Regions from separate parts of the Homo sapiens genome. Here region 2 is linked to region 1. Evidence: chromatin contacts called from ENCODE Hi-C or POLR2A ChIA-PET data. All regions are on one chromosome and are shown on one strand. Each heading gives the region's core, a stretch centred on a gene start or an enhancer-like site at or near the end of the contact. The rest is flanking DNA. Distances are from core to core; before and after follow the strand shown. Region 1 holds the start of UBQLN2 (ubiquilin 2). Region 2 overlaps NBDY (negative regulator of P-body association).

The links. A loop is a pair of places that touch in the nucleus more often than their neighbours do. ChIA-PET counts read pairs that join two places held with the same protein, here RNA polymerase II (POLR2A). Pooled maps may share reads with other maps.
Region 2: a loop to region 1 is called in a pooled map, with 7 times the contacts of the local background. The contact joins the enhancer-like site here to the promoter of UBQLN2 in region 1. A Hi-C loop is called at or near these places in 6 of 168 maps with a recorded cell type or tissue (CD4-positive, alpha-beta memory T cell, CD8-positive, alpha-beta T cell, mammary epithelial cell and 1 more), 13 of 37 single-sample maps with no recorded cell type and 17 of 50 pooled maps. POLR2A ChIA-PET finds 5 or more read pairs at or near these places in 1 of 52 experiments (activated CD4-positive, alpha-beta T cell).

Annotation. Positions count from the first base shown.
Region 1 is chrX:56,558,674-56,564,876 of GRCh38, reverse strand. It overlaps UBQLN2 (ubiquilin 2), which reads right to left and starts at 1,250. Exons shown (of 1, transcript NM_013444.4): 1 at 1-1,250. The coding sequence starts at 1,003. RefSeq lists enhancers at 254-313, 324-523, 920-1,547.
Region 2 is chrX:56,797,363-56,803,565 of GRCh38, reverse strand. All of the region lies in intron 2 of NBDY (negative regulator of P-body association), which reads right to left. Among named protein-coding and RNA genes, the nearest start is that of NBDY, 71 kb to the right of the region's middle. RefSeq lists enhancers at 1-123, 2,623-2,692. Within about 2 kb of position 2,590, at least 7 of the 41 ENCODE cell types and tissues checked have a DNase peak (open chromatin) inside an H3K27ac peak, as active enhancers do; they include CD8-positive, alpha-beta T cell, where a contact is called at or near this core.

The DNA of each region.
Region 1 (6,203 bases), core at 1-2,500:
TCGTGCTGGTAGTTGCAGAACTCTGGGTAGCTGGCGGTGGTGCCCATGGATTGGGTAGTGGATCGCGATTTTCTGTGCGGGAAGGCTGCGTACCTTCCCCAGAGGAGGAACTACTCCCCACGGAGGCAAATGGATTACCCCCAAACTGCTCTTGTGCGGCATTCAGCATCGGCTCTTGAATGTCAGTGTACATGCGCCGTAAAGCATTATAGCCACCTGGGATGCTTTCTAGATTGCTAAGAGCCAGGTCTTGATTTCTCATCATCTCTTGCATCATGGCTGGATTCCTGGCAATTTCGAGTGTCTGCCTCATTATGTCTGGGTTGTTGAGCAGGTGACTGATTTCTGGGTTTCTCTGAATCAATTGCTGCATCTGTGGATTAGCCATAATGAGCTGCCTCATCAGATCGGGATTCGAAAGCATGCTCTGAACAAAGGGATTTTCCATTATTTGGATCATCATCTCAGGGCTGGCCATAAGCTGCTGCTGCATCTGGCTCTGGAGCTCAGAGAAGTTGGTCGAGCTCAAGCCCAGGCTGCTAAGGCCTGCAAGTCCTCCCAGGCTCCCCAACCCAAACGGGTTGCTATTTGTGGAAATAGGTGTGGAGTTACTCCTGGGAGTCGACGCCGAGGTAGTGTTAGTTCCCGCGGCATTGCTAGGCTGCGTGGACTGGCCCTGAGGTCGGTTCTGGCTTTTGATGACAAGGTGAACAGTCAGCCCATCATGGATGCCATGCTGGATCAAGGTATCTTGATCTTTTAAGATTTTTCCGGCAAAAATCAGCACTAGCTGATCGGTTTGGGATTTGAAGCGTTTCGAAATCGCTTCCTTAAACTGCTGAACCGAGCTGTTCTCGGGCACCGCGAACTCCTCTTTCTCTTTGGGAGTCTTCACCGTGACTTTGATGATTTTAGGCTCAGCCGGGGCAGCAGCCGAGCCTTGGGCCGCAGCAGGGCCGCGGGAGGGGCGCGGGGGGCCGCTGCTCTCGCCATTCTCAGCCATGGCGGCCGCGGTGACGCAGGCGGGCAGGGAAGGCGCGGGCGGGCGAAAGAGAGAGCGCGAGGGAAGGAGGAAGGAAGGAGGCACCGCCGCAGCGGGCTGGGCCGGGTCAGGCGGGGAGCGCGGAGCACGGTACCTCTGTGATGAAGACTGCGGTTCCCTGGTCCTCCGGTGGAGAAAGGCCTGGGCGTAGGCCGCTGGCTGAGGTCTCCGCGCTCCGGTCTCTGGGCCTCCTCCGCCGCCGCCTTGTGATCCGACCGCGCGCACTCCCAGCAACTCTGGCAGCCGCTCCGCCTGCTGATCCCCGCCCCTTCCCCTCCCCCAGTTCCGCGCTCGCCTCCCCGCCCCCTCTGCTGACGCGGCGCCAGGCCTAGATTGATAGATTTGGCTCGGTCAAAATTAAAAACTTCTGCACTGAAAAGAAAAAAGGGAGAGAGAGAAACAAAGGGAGAGAGAGAAGAGAACAGAACAGTACAGAGCAGGCGAGGCAGAGAGGGTGAGACGGAGAGAAGGAGGCGGTAGAGAGTCAGCTTCTGTAAACGACATTAAAAGACCAATGGAGAATGTATATTAGCAATCTGTAAGGCAGTAAAAGGGTGAAAGCCTGAATCGAACAGATCCCACGTATAAGACGAAAAATGAATAATAAAGAACTCTGACAAAGCAAAAAGAAAAGAGGAACACCTCCAGTAGGGGAAGGGAAGAAGACAGAGCAGGAGCGTGCATTTTACAAAAGGAGTGCAAATGGCCAATAGACATTAAAAAAGGATGATTAATTTCACTACTAATAAAAAGAAATCAAGTTAAAACAATAAAATTCTACTTTTGGCTTATCATATTGGCAGGGAAAAAAATAATGGTAAACCTTCTTGTTGACAGGGACCCTAAAAAATGCCCTCTCAGGCTAGCTGAAGTGTGAATTGTTACAACCATAGGGCAATTTGAAAATATATATCAGCATTTTGAATGTTTCCACCTTTATTTAGAAATGCCTAACCTAGACACTTCGCCTAATAATCGGATGAGGATGCAAAAATATTTATGTATAAAATGTATATACATTGTAGCATTTTAAAATGTTATTTAAATATATTAACTATCTGTTTACATGAGATTAGTTGAGCACATTATCATATTACCATACAAGAAAATATAGAGTGTCTTTAAAGGTATACATGAAATAAACTGTAGTTATAGGGAAATCACAGAGTATTTTCAATTATGCCTTTGTATATTTCTGTACAGTTACAAACTATATAAGAATATATGTTCCAATATCAAAAATACAATAAATATATTTTTATTTTAAAAGCAATTTTTGAACAGTTTGTTGTATATGTAAACCGTATGTGTAAAAAAATCTGGAAGGCTATGCACAAATAAGTTAATGGCTGTTAGTACTGTTTGCTGAAATTATGAATAATTCTTATTTTCTATTTTCATAAGATTTTGAATTTTCTGATGATTTTTGTAAGTATGCACTACAGAAAGGTATTTTGGGGAAGAGTATGGGTAGAAATTGACAGGCACATAATAGTAGTGGCAAACATTGACATATTTACCTAATTTAATTACAGATTAAGTAAGAGCAATAAAGATGTAGCAATGCTGAGAAAGAGAACTTGAAAAATAGAAGAAATAATTTCAAATTTATCTATATATTTCTAACTCTAGGTTAAACCACACAGAAAATTCTTCCCCAACCCCCACCCTCTACCAAGCATCCACCAAAGCACCACTGCTTTCAACATTTAACAGCATTTCAAAGTCATTAGGTCACAAATACTTTAATAAATCTGAAGATAAGAAAAATATATATATACAGGTATGTTATATCCATCGATGGAGAAATGGAAGAATTAATATTATTTTACCTCTCTATTTTATTAATATAATTAATAAAATACAGAGGTAAAAAGATGACTAGCTTTAAATATGTTAATATGTATAGATCTAAAAAGCCAAATTAATTAGTATTAGGTTGATGCAAAAGTAATTGCGGTTTTTGCCATTGAAAGTAACGAATTGTTACTATTATACAATGGTTTTTGCCATTGAAAGTAATAGCAAAAACCGCAATTACTTTTGCACCAACCTAATACATGCCAAACAGCACTCTAATACATTCTTATGTATATTTGAAATATTCTTTTAGAAATATACCAAACTTGCACCCATGAGGAAGAGGAAATGGAATAGGATACAGGATAGTGAGTAAAGGGAACTTAAATATGTAAAAATGCTTTTTATCTTTAAAATGAAAGCAAATATGATAAAATATCAGCAATAGTTAATTATGGGTGGTGAGAATATGAAAATATTATAGGTAATCTTTAATTTCCATAGAATAAAGCTAGATATTAATAATCAAAGTATGAACAAAAAACCAACCATTTGATTATTAAAACATAACTGAATACTTTTGGGGCAAAGTGCAATGTTCTTATTAGAATAAATTTACAAAAATAATGATAATGAGAGCATATACAGCAATACTAATGCTAGGATTTTTCTACGTGTGATCTGAGAACATTGTTAAGAATGCATGTTTCTAGGCCCCACGCCAAACCTACTGAAATAAGTGGTGCACTGGAAGCTGCATTTGTATCAAGGTCCAGTTTAATATTATTTCATTTATTAAGTACTATGTGGATGAACTCAGAGTCAAATTTATACATTCAAAGACTTAAAATATCAAACAACAGATTGAAAATAAGGGAAGTAGGCATTCGAATAAAGAAGGCAACGGAAAATAAAAGGAGGGAAGTGAGGTGACAGCTATAGAATGATAAAAGCAAATATTAATGAATTAACAAACAGAAAAAATAAAATTTGTTAAGTAAATCTAAGAAAGTATTTGAAGAATCAAGTCAAATACACAAATCTTTATTAATTGGCGATTGTCTTGGCTGACAATTCCCTCACCAAAATACACATCAGAGGGGCAAAACCATACTCACCCTCTTGAGGAAACCTTCCAGAAACACACTTCTTTGCATTATCTTTCTTTACCTTAAAAATTATGTGATTGTGATTTTTTGACATTTTACTTCAAAATATATTACTTTTAATGTTTTAAGTTACAATGAAATAAAATTAACATTTTAGTAGTAGAACATACGTATCCTCATTAGGGAAAAGGACAGCATTAATTAGCTGAAACAAAGAAAGCACCAAGAAAAATATACGAACTAGTATTGTGTGAATACATTTAGTCACAGATGAAGGAGATTTTTTTTTTAATAAAAAAGAAATACGTTGTAAAAAGATTGGCTAATGACAAAAAAAAAAAAAAAAAGCCCTGATGACTACATTTCTAGGAAGATAGATATGGCCAAAATATATTCCAGAAGTAGAAGATCTTAACAAACCATGTAAGAGACATGTAAGAAAATGAACAAGGCCAGGTGCAGTGTTTCATGCCTGTAATCCCAACACTTTGGGAGGCCAAGTCAGGCGTATTCCTTGAGCCCAGGTTCAAGAACAGCCTGGGTAACATGGCGGGACCCCATCTCTACAATTTTTTTTTTTTTAAACTAGCTGAGCTTGATGGCTAGTGCCTATAATCCAAGCTACATGGGAGGATGAGGTGGGAGGATCGCTTGGGCCTGGGAGGTGAAAGTTGCAGTAAGCCTTGATCATGCCACCACACTTCAGCCTGGGTTACAAGAAAGTAAATAACTAGTTATTCTAAAAATCACCTTTCTTGTTCGTAGTGGCTGCTGAGCTTACGTTTTTTACCCTCTCTCTTTACCAAATCCCACTGAAGTGACAGAAATGAGAAAAATAATAACCCCCGAACAGTAAGCCTTGATCATGCCACCACACTCCAGCCTGGGTTACAAGAAAGTAAATAACTAGTTATTTTAAAAATCAGCTTTCTTGTTCATAGTGGCTGCTGAGCTTACGTTTTTTACCCTCTCTCTTTACCAAATCCCACTGCAGTGACAGGAATGAGAAAAATAACAACCTCATAACAGTTTTGAAAAGGTGGAAAGAGTGCCATCAATGAACTTTTAAGTTAAATATCAAAATAAATTCTAGATTAAAAAATGAAATCATAAAATTTGCAGAAATATATTAGGGCAAATATTTACATAAGCTAGGCATGATGGTAACCTGATGAAAATGACAAAGAAAAATCATGGATGGAAAAAATTAATAGATTTCATTAAATAAGAATTTTAAACTATATATCAACAATGTAATAAAAATTAAGCAGTTAAAGACAAACAAAAAAATTGCAACATATATAACGCATGAGATCTATCCATGACATACAGACACTTCTTACAAATTTTTAAAAAATGAACGCTCCAAGGGAAAAATAGGCAAAGGATGTTAACCAGTATCTTACAAAAGAAAAAAAAAGTCAGAATGAAAAGAAAAAGGAAAGAAGGAAGAAAGGGAGAAAAGGAAGAAAAAATATGTTATCTCCTTTAAATAAAAAAATACAAATTAAAGTAACTGTGAAATACTTTTTGTCTATAAAATTTAAAAGACCAATATAATATCCAATCTAGACATAGTCAATAAAGACTGCCTAAGTTCAAATCCTGGTTCTATTACCTCTGATTGTAAACTGCATGACTTTGGCAAATAACTTAACTTTTCTGTACTTCAGTATTCTTCATTTATAAAATGATGGACTATTTTGATAATCAAATAAATTAACGTATTTTAAGCACCTACAAGTTTCCTGCTCATAGTATCCACTATAGAAGTATTATTATCATTAGTAGTAGTAGTACAGGAAAGAGGTAACTCATAATCTGCTGGGAATTAAGTTACTTAGTAAGTACAGCTTATTTAAAGGGCAATTTGCTGATAAACACTAAAAGTTTAAGAAAATGTGCAGACAAGTTCACTGAGTAATTCTACGTTTAGGAATTTATCTGGAGGCAGTAATTCTTGCTCTTGGCGTCTTGAGATGATTATACTAAATGTGTTTTCTTCCTGCAGTGTAACTACAGAACCTAAGAGAAATCCCATGATTATTCCCTACTCCTGTTGATGCATTTGGGGGCAAATAATAAAGTCAGAACCAGAGAAACAGTATTGTGGTATTGTAGCAAGAGATTAAACTGGAGCCAAACAGACCAGTATTTCAACTCCAACTTGGTCACTTACAGTTTTGTGACTGAGTAGTTCATTCATTTCTTTGAACCTCAGTTTCTTCATCAGCAAAAGTGGGATTAATACA
Region 2 (6,203 bases), core at 1,341-3,840, 240 kb before region 1:
GGAGAAGCAGCTAATCTAGAGGCCCAGGGACAGAGCAGCCAGGCAGCCCCAAGACCAGTCAGTCCAGAGTGCGGAGGTGCCCTGGCAGCCATCTTGAGGTGGGCTTAAGGGAAGCCACTGACTACTGACGGCCGAGACTGGGGTCGTTTACACTGGTCTCTTTTGTGGGGAGTTCTGGGGTGCCCTTGCCTGGAATCACGCTGGGGCCAGAGGTCCCCTATCCTCCCAGTGAACCAAGGAGCTGTGGGGTGCTGTGGGCGGGACGACTCCTGCCCGGCAATTCCTGGAGATGGCCAGGGGAACCCATGGAGGGCCGCCCCTTCCTGCCCTTTTTTCGGAGAGGGCTGTGGAGCCCGGGTGCCATCCTGGTAATGAGCAAGGGCAAAGGGCCAGCCAGGAGTTCCTCTCTCGTCCAGCTTCAGCCTGGGGGCCCCACACCGCCACCATCTCTTTCGTGCTCCTGGGATTTCTCCAGCACTCATGCCCAGCTGCCTCCAGTTTCCAGAAACAGATTCCGCTCGATGGCACTATGGCTCTACAAAGGCCAACTACAAGCTTAACCCTGCCCCTCCAATCCGACGGCCTCCACCCTTTCCAATGTGAAAAAAAGAAAAGGGAAAGAGAAACAAAAAAAAGACAGGGAGGATAAAAAGGAGCCAGCCACCTGGTCTCAGGTTGACCACCAAACTTAAGGGACCCTACGACCTAGGACCAGTAGGCAGGAGACACTGCGGAAATCCTCTTTATGCCGCCAGCCTTTGCTTTTCCTTTGGCCCTCTCCAGGTTTCATGGCTCATGCTCATGCAGAAAAATAGAAGACAAATGATACATAATCATGGCCACTGGGAAACCACAGGAAGACTGGGATCATGGGGCTGCCGCCCCAGGACAAGGTGCTGGTCACCCAGCTGAATTACCCAAGGTTTTGCTGCAGGACTGGTGGTTCTCCCAAAGCCTGGAGCTCCAGATAGAGTTTACCACCTTGGGCTGGCACATGGAGGTCACCAAAATGAGCGAACAGCTCAACAGGCAGTCACAGGGCGTGTGGCAGGAATCTCCCTCAGAGGGGATACTCAGCAACTGACTGAAGTCTGACTCTGTGCAGGCTGTCCTGGCTTTCACATGGGGTGGGGGGGAGGGGTGACATGAGGGTGGCTTAGGGGAACTGGGGAAGGCCACCACGCAACACAGATTCCCATGGCATCACAGAGGGCCAAGGGTCCCAAGGGGACTGTCTGCCTCTACCCAAGGTGTGGTCCCTTTTTAAGCAGGTTGACCCAGGAGGCTCCAGTTTCACACTGGCTGCTGGGGCTTATCTGATAACAGACTTCCCGCATTCATTCTCAGGAGAAGGCCTTAGGTGCCCAATCAACAGCATAATGACCCAGGCCTGGAGCCAGGAATCCTCACCCATAGCCCATTGCCTGTGGCCGACTGAGAGCCTTTATGGGAGAGTTCGTGGGCAGTCTGGTGGCTATGGCGACACATGTGTGTGTGCGTCTGTGTGGGTGAATGCTTGAGCCCGCACCCCTGGGCCTGTGTGAGGATTTGTGTGTGTGTGTGTGTGTGTGTGTGTGTGTGTGTGTGTCTATGAGTTTGTGAGTGTGCATGTGTTAGTGTATGTCTTTGTGTCTGTGTGTGTATCTCCCTGTGCATGTGTGTTTGTGATTATATTTGTGGTTGTCGGGGTTTCCCTGTGAGTCCATGTGGTTGTGTCTGTGTCTGTGGTCTCTGGGTGCCTGCCTGTGTGAGTGAGAGTGGGCAAATGGGCACGTGGGAGAGACAGCCTGCCTATACACACTGAAATCTGGATCGTTGTGTTCACATGGCTGGATTGAAAGAAAAGACAAAGGGGGACAACTTGCCAAGGCTCCTGCTGGCTCAGGATTACACATTTAGAGCATCCACAAAGAGAATGGGAAAGAATGGTGAGCCATGAGGAACAGGTTAAGGGGTGGGTTCATGGTGACATTTCATGAAAAGTAACACATTGGCGCCTTTGTGGAACACCAGAGGGACTGAACTGGTGACCTTCATATCTGCTCCTTTAAGAACAAATGAGGCCTTTCTCACTTTTGTTCTGCAAAGGGGCATCCTGCATCACCAGGAGCAGAGGAAGAAGCAGTCTCAGTATAATGCTTGACCCGCCAAGAGCCAAAAGTGAAAGGAAAAAGAGAAGAAAGAAGAGAAAAATGAGAAGGAGAAGGAGAAGGAGTAGAAGAAAAAGAAAAAGAAAAAAGAGGAGGAGGAGGAAGAGGAAGAAGAACCAGAAAGACAATAAGAACAAGAAGTGGCAGCTTCACGCCACAGCAGCTGTCCTGAAGGACCTAGTTCAGGGGTGCCTCACTGCATGGTGGCATACACAACAAGAGGCAAAGAGAAACCTGTGATGTCCCGGTGAAAGGACACAACACCAAGAAGCTTCTTGTTGATGGGTTCTTTTCCGAGTGGTATCAAGGGCTTTGATCTACAAGTAGGCCTAGAGAAGCTACAGAGGACAGAGGTGCAGGCTGAGCCATGCCCTCCAGATGTCATCAGCGCACTGCAAGGGGCCACGGGCTTCTAATCTACAAGGCCTGGGTAGGGAAGTACCCCGGAAATGGGTGGGAGGAGAGATGTAAAACGGGGAGGAAATGGATACCAGAGAAAGGAGGTAATGAGCCACCTATGGCAACACTGACAGAAGGCAGATAGGGGAGGGGGATGCTGCTTACACCCCCAGGGTTCAGCCCGGGTCCTTCTGATTTCCTTAGGAAAAGTAGGCTTACTCTCCCTAAGGACATTCCTGTGCCCACCCGACCCTGCTTTTGCAGGCTGATCCTGAACTCCCTAAACCAGAAATTGATGAAAAGTAAAGAGTGAAGAAGAAAAAAGTGAAGGAAGAAAAACTCCAAAAGTACACAAAGAATCAGGGTGAGCAATGAGGTTGAGAGTGAACTGAAATGCAGGATATCCCAGGTGGAAAGGTGGCTGCCCAAATGGCCTCTTGTGCCTTCGTACAAGAAGAGTCACCTACCAGAGAAAAGCATCAGACCCTTAGGCCAGGGTTTGTACTGGGTCCACACAGAGGCCAGTGGAGCCAAGAGACTGCGCTGCTCCACACTGCCCCCACCCCCACACCATCCCACACACTCCACCAGCAAATACTGGGAAGCCAGACAGAAAGGGAGAACAAAAATGAATAAGAGAAAACCGGGAAGCTGAAGAACCCTTCCCATTGAGAGTTACCTAGATGTGGGGATCTGAGTGTGAGCACAGGTGCCTGGGCAGACACCTTTTAGTGAGTATTGGTGGGGATGCATGTATGTGCCTGAGAACATATAGAAGCACAGATGAAGACAGGAAAAAAGTTAGATGAGATGGGAGTTAAATATTACAAATGAGGATTTCTGACACTCAAAGTCACCTTGCCACCCCTAAGGACACAGTCCAGATCTTCCTGCATTCTTTTCTTCCTATGTTTTCCCTAGGCAGGCACCAGTCTCCTTCTGAGGAGACCTGTGCAGATTCATAGAAGAATCTGCAGCGGCCCACACACAGGCCTAAACACCCACACACCCCTCCCCCTTTACCCCCTCACACTGCCCCCGGTGCTACAAATCCACAGCAAAAGCATAGCATTTCTTGAGGATAGGCTCCTCTGGATTACTGGGACCCCCTGCCCAGAGAAGAATCCAGAGGGTAGGAGAGGCAGACATCACTCCTACTGTTGCAAGTTTCCCCAAAGTAACCACATAGGTGGGGAGCCCTGTTGAAGATGAGGTGGGTGCTGCTTGGGCAGTTTCTTTGTTTCTTTGTTTTTTTTGTGTGTGTTTGTTTTGTTTGGTTGGCAGCAAAAGGAAGGAGAGAAAGGCAAAGTGGAGGAAGGAAAAGGGGTGATTGCCATTTGTGGAGTCACAGTGCCATCCGGCGGAAGGTGTTTCTTGACAACAGACTACAAGGACACTTGCCTTCTTCCAGTCACAGATATCAGCGAGGATGTGCCAGGCTGGGTAGACTAGGCCCAAGCCAGGGTTTCCCCCACTGGGGTTCAGAGCCCTTAAGGAAGTGTACCTGCCATTGGAACTCCATGAAGAAGCAGCTAAGCTAGAGGCCCGGGGACAGAACAGTCTGGCAGCCCCAAGACCAGTCAGCCCAGTGGGCGGAGCTTCCCCATCTTGAAATGGGTTTAAGAGAAACCACTGTTCACTGACTGCCGAGACTGGGGCCATTTGCTCTGGTCTCTTTTGTGGAGAGTTCAGGGGTGCCCTTGGCTGGGGCCACGCAGGGACAGGGGCACCCTATCCTCCCTGGGAACAAAGAAGTTTTGGGATGCTGGGGTGGGGCAACTCATGCCAAGCAGTCTCTGGGGGCTGCCAGGGGAACCCATGGTGGGCCGCCCCTGCCTGTCCATTCTTACAAAGAGAGCTGTGGAGCCAGGGCGCTATCCTGGGAATGAGCATAGACCATGGGCCAGACAGGAGTTCCTCTCCCAGCTTCAGCCTGGGGGCTCCACACCACCATCTGTCTGGCACTCCCGAGCGTTCCTCAGCACATGAGCTCAGGTGCCTCCCATTTCCAGAAACAATTTCCACTTGATGGCACTATGGCTCCACAAACGCCAAGTACAGTTGTAACCCTGCTCCTCCACCCTGAGGGCCTCCACCTTTTCCAATGTGAAAAAAGCAAATAGGAAGGAGAACGAGAAAAAGACAGGAGGGAGAGAAAGGAACGAGCCAACTGGTCCCAGGTTGACCACCAAAACTCACAGGTCCCAATGACCAAGGACCAGTAGGCTGGAGACCCTGCAGGAATACTGTTTAGGCAGCCAGTCTTTGCCCTTCTTTGGCCTTCTCCAGGTTTCATGTCTCCTGCTCCTGCAGAAAGTAAAAGACAAATGACAGATAATCATGGGCACTGGGACACAAGAGGCTTGGGATTAAAGGGCTGCCGTTCCAAGACAAGGTGCTGGTCACTCAGCTGGCTTACACAAGGTTTTACTGCAGGACTAGGAGTCCTCCCAAAGGCTCTAGGTAGTTTACCGCCTTGGGCTGGCAGATGGAGGTCACCAGAACGGGCAGACTGCTCAACAGGGAGCCACAGGACCTGAGGCAGGTGTATCCCTTAGAAAGCACACTCAGCAACTCGTGCAAGTCTGACTCTGCACAGGCTGTCCTGGCTTTCACACAGGCAGGGGTGGGAGGATGTGGCTTAGGGGGACTCAAAAAGGCCACCACGTTGCCACAGATTCCCATGACATCACAAAGGGCTAAGGATCCCAACAGGACTCTCTCTGCCTCTATCTGAAAGGGGAGTCTGTTTTTAAGCGGGTTGACCCAGGATGCTCCAGTTTCACATCTGCTGCTGTGGCCTTTCTGATAAAAGATTGCCCGCATTCATTTTTGGGAGAAAGCCAAGTTGCCCAATCAATGGCATGAGGACCCAGGCCTGAAGCCAGGAATGCTTGCCCATAGCCCATTGCTTGTCAGAGATTAAGAGCCCGTATGAGACAGTGTGGGCAGTCTCATGCCTGTGGCTTTGTGTGTTTGTTTACCTCTAAGTGTGAGAATGCTTGAGCCCCAACCCCTGTGCCCATGTGAGGTTACCTGTTTATTGGTCTGGTTGTGTATGTGTGACTTTATGTGTCAGTGTGCCTGCGTGTGTGTGTCTGCATGTGTGTTTGTGTCTGCATCTGCATGTATCTCCATGTGTGTATGGGTTTTGTAATTTCATTTCTGGTTGTGGGGTTTCTTGTGAGTGTGTGCATGTGTTCTGTGTCTGTGGTCTGTGAGTTCCTGCTTGTGTGAGTGAGAGTGGGCAAATTGGCACATGGCAGAGACAGCCTGACTGTACACACTGAAATCCGTATCGTTTTGTTCACCTGGCCTGACTGGAAGGAAAGGCAATAGGGGAACAATGTAACAAATTGCTGAGGCTCCTACTGACTCAGGTTTACACATTTAGAGAGTCCACAAGGAGAACAGGAAAGAATGGTGGGCTATAAGGTACTAGGTACAGGGTGTGTTTACCATGACATTTCACTTAAAAGTAACACGAGGACAGCTTTTTGGTGGAAAAGAAGGACTGAACTGGTGACCTTCATCGCTGTTCTTTTAAGAAGAAAAGTGAAGCATTTCTTGAGGCCTAGAGCTGCAGAAGGACATTCCCCATCACCAAGGAGAAGAAGAAGCAATCTGCTAGAACATTTGCATGCAGAAATCCAA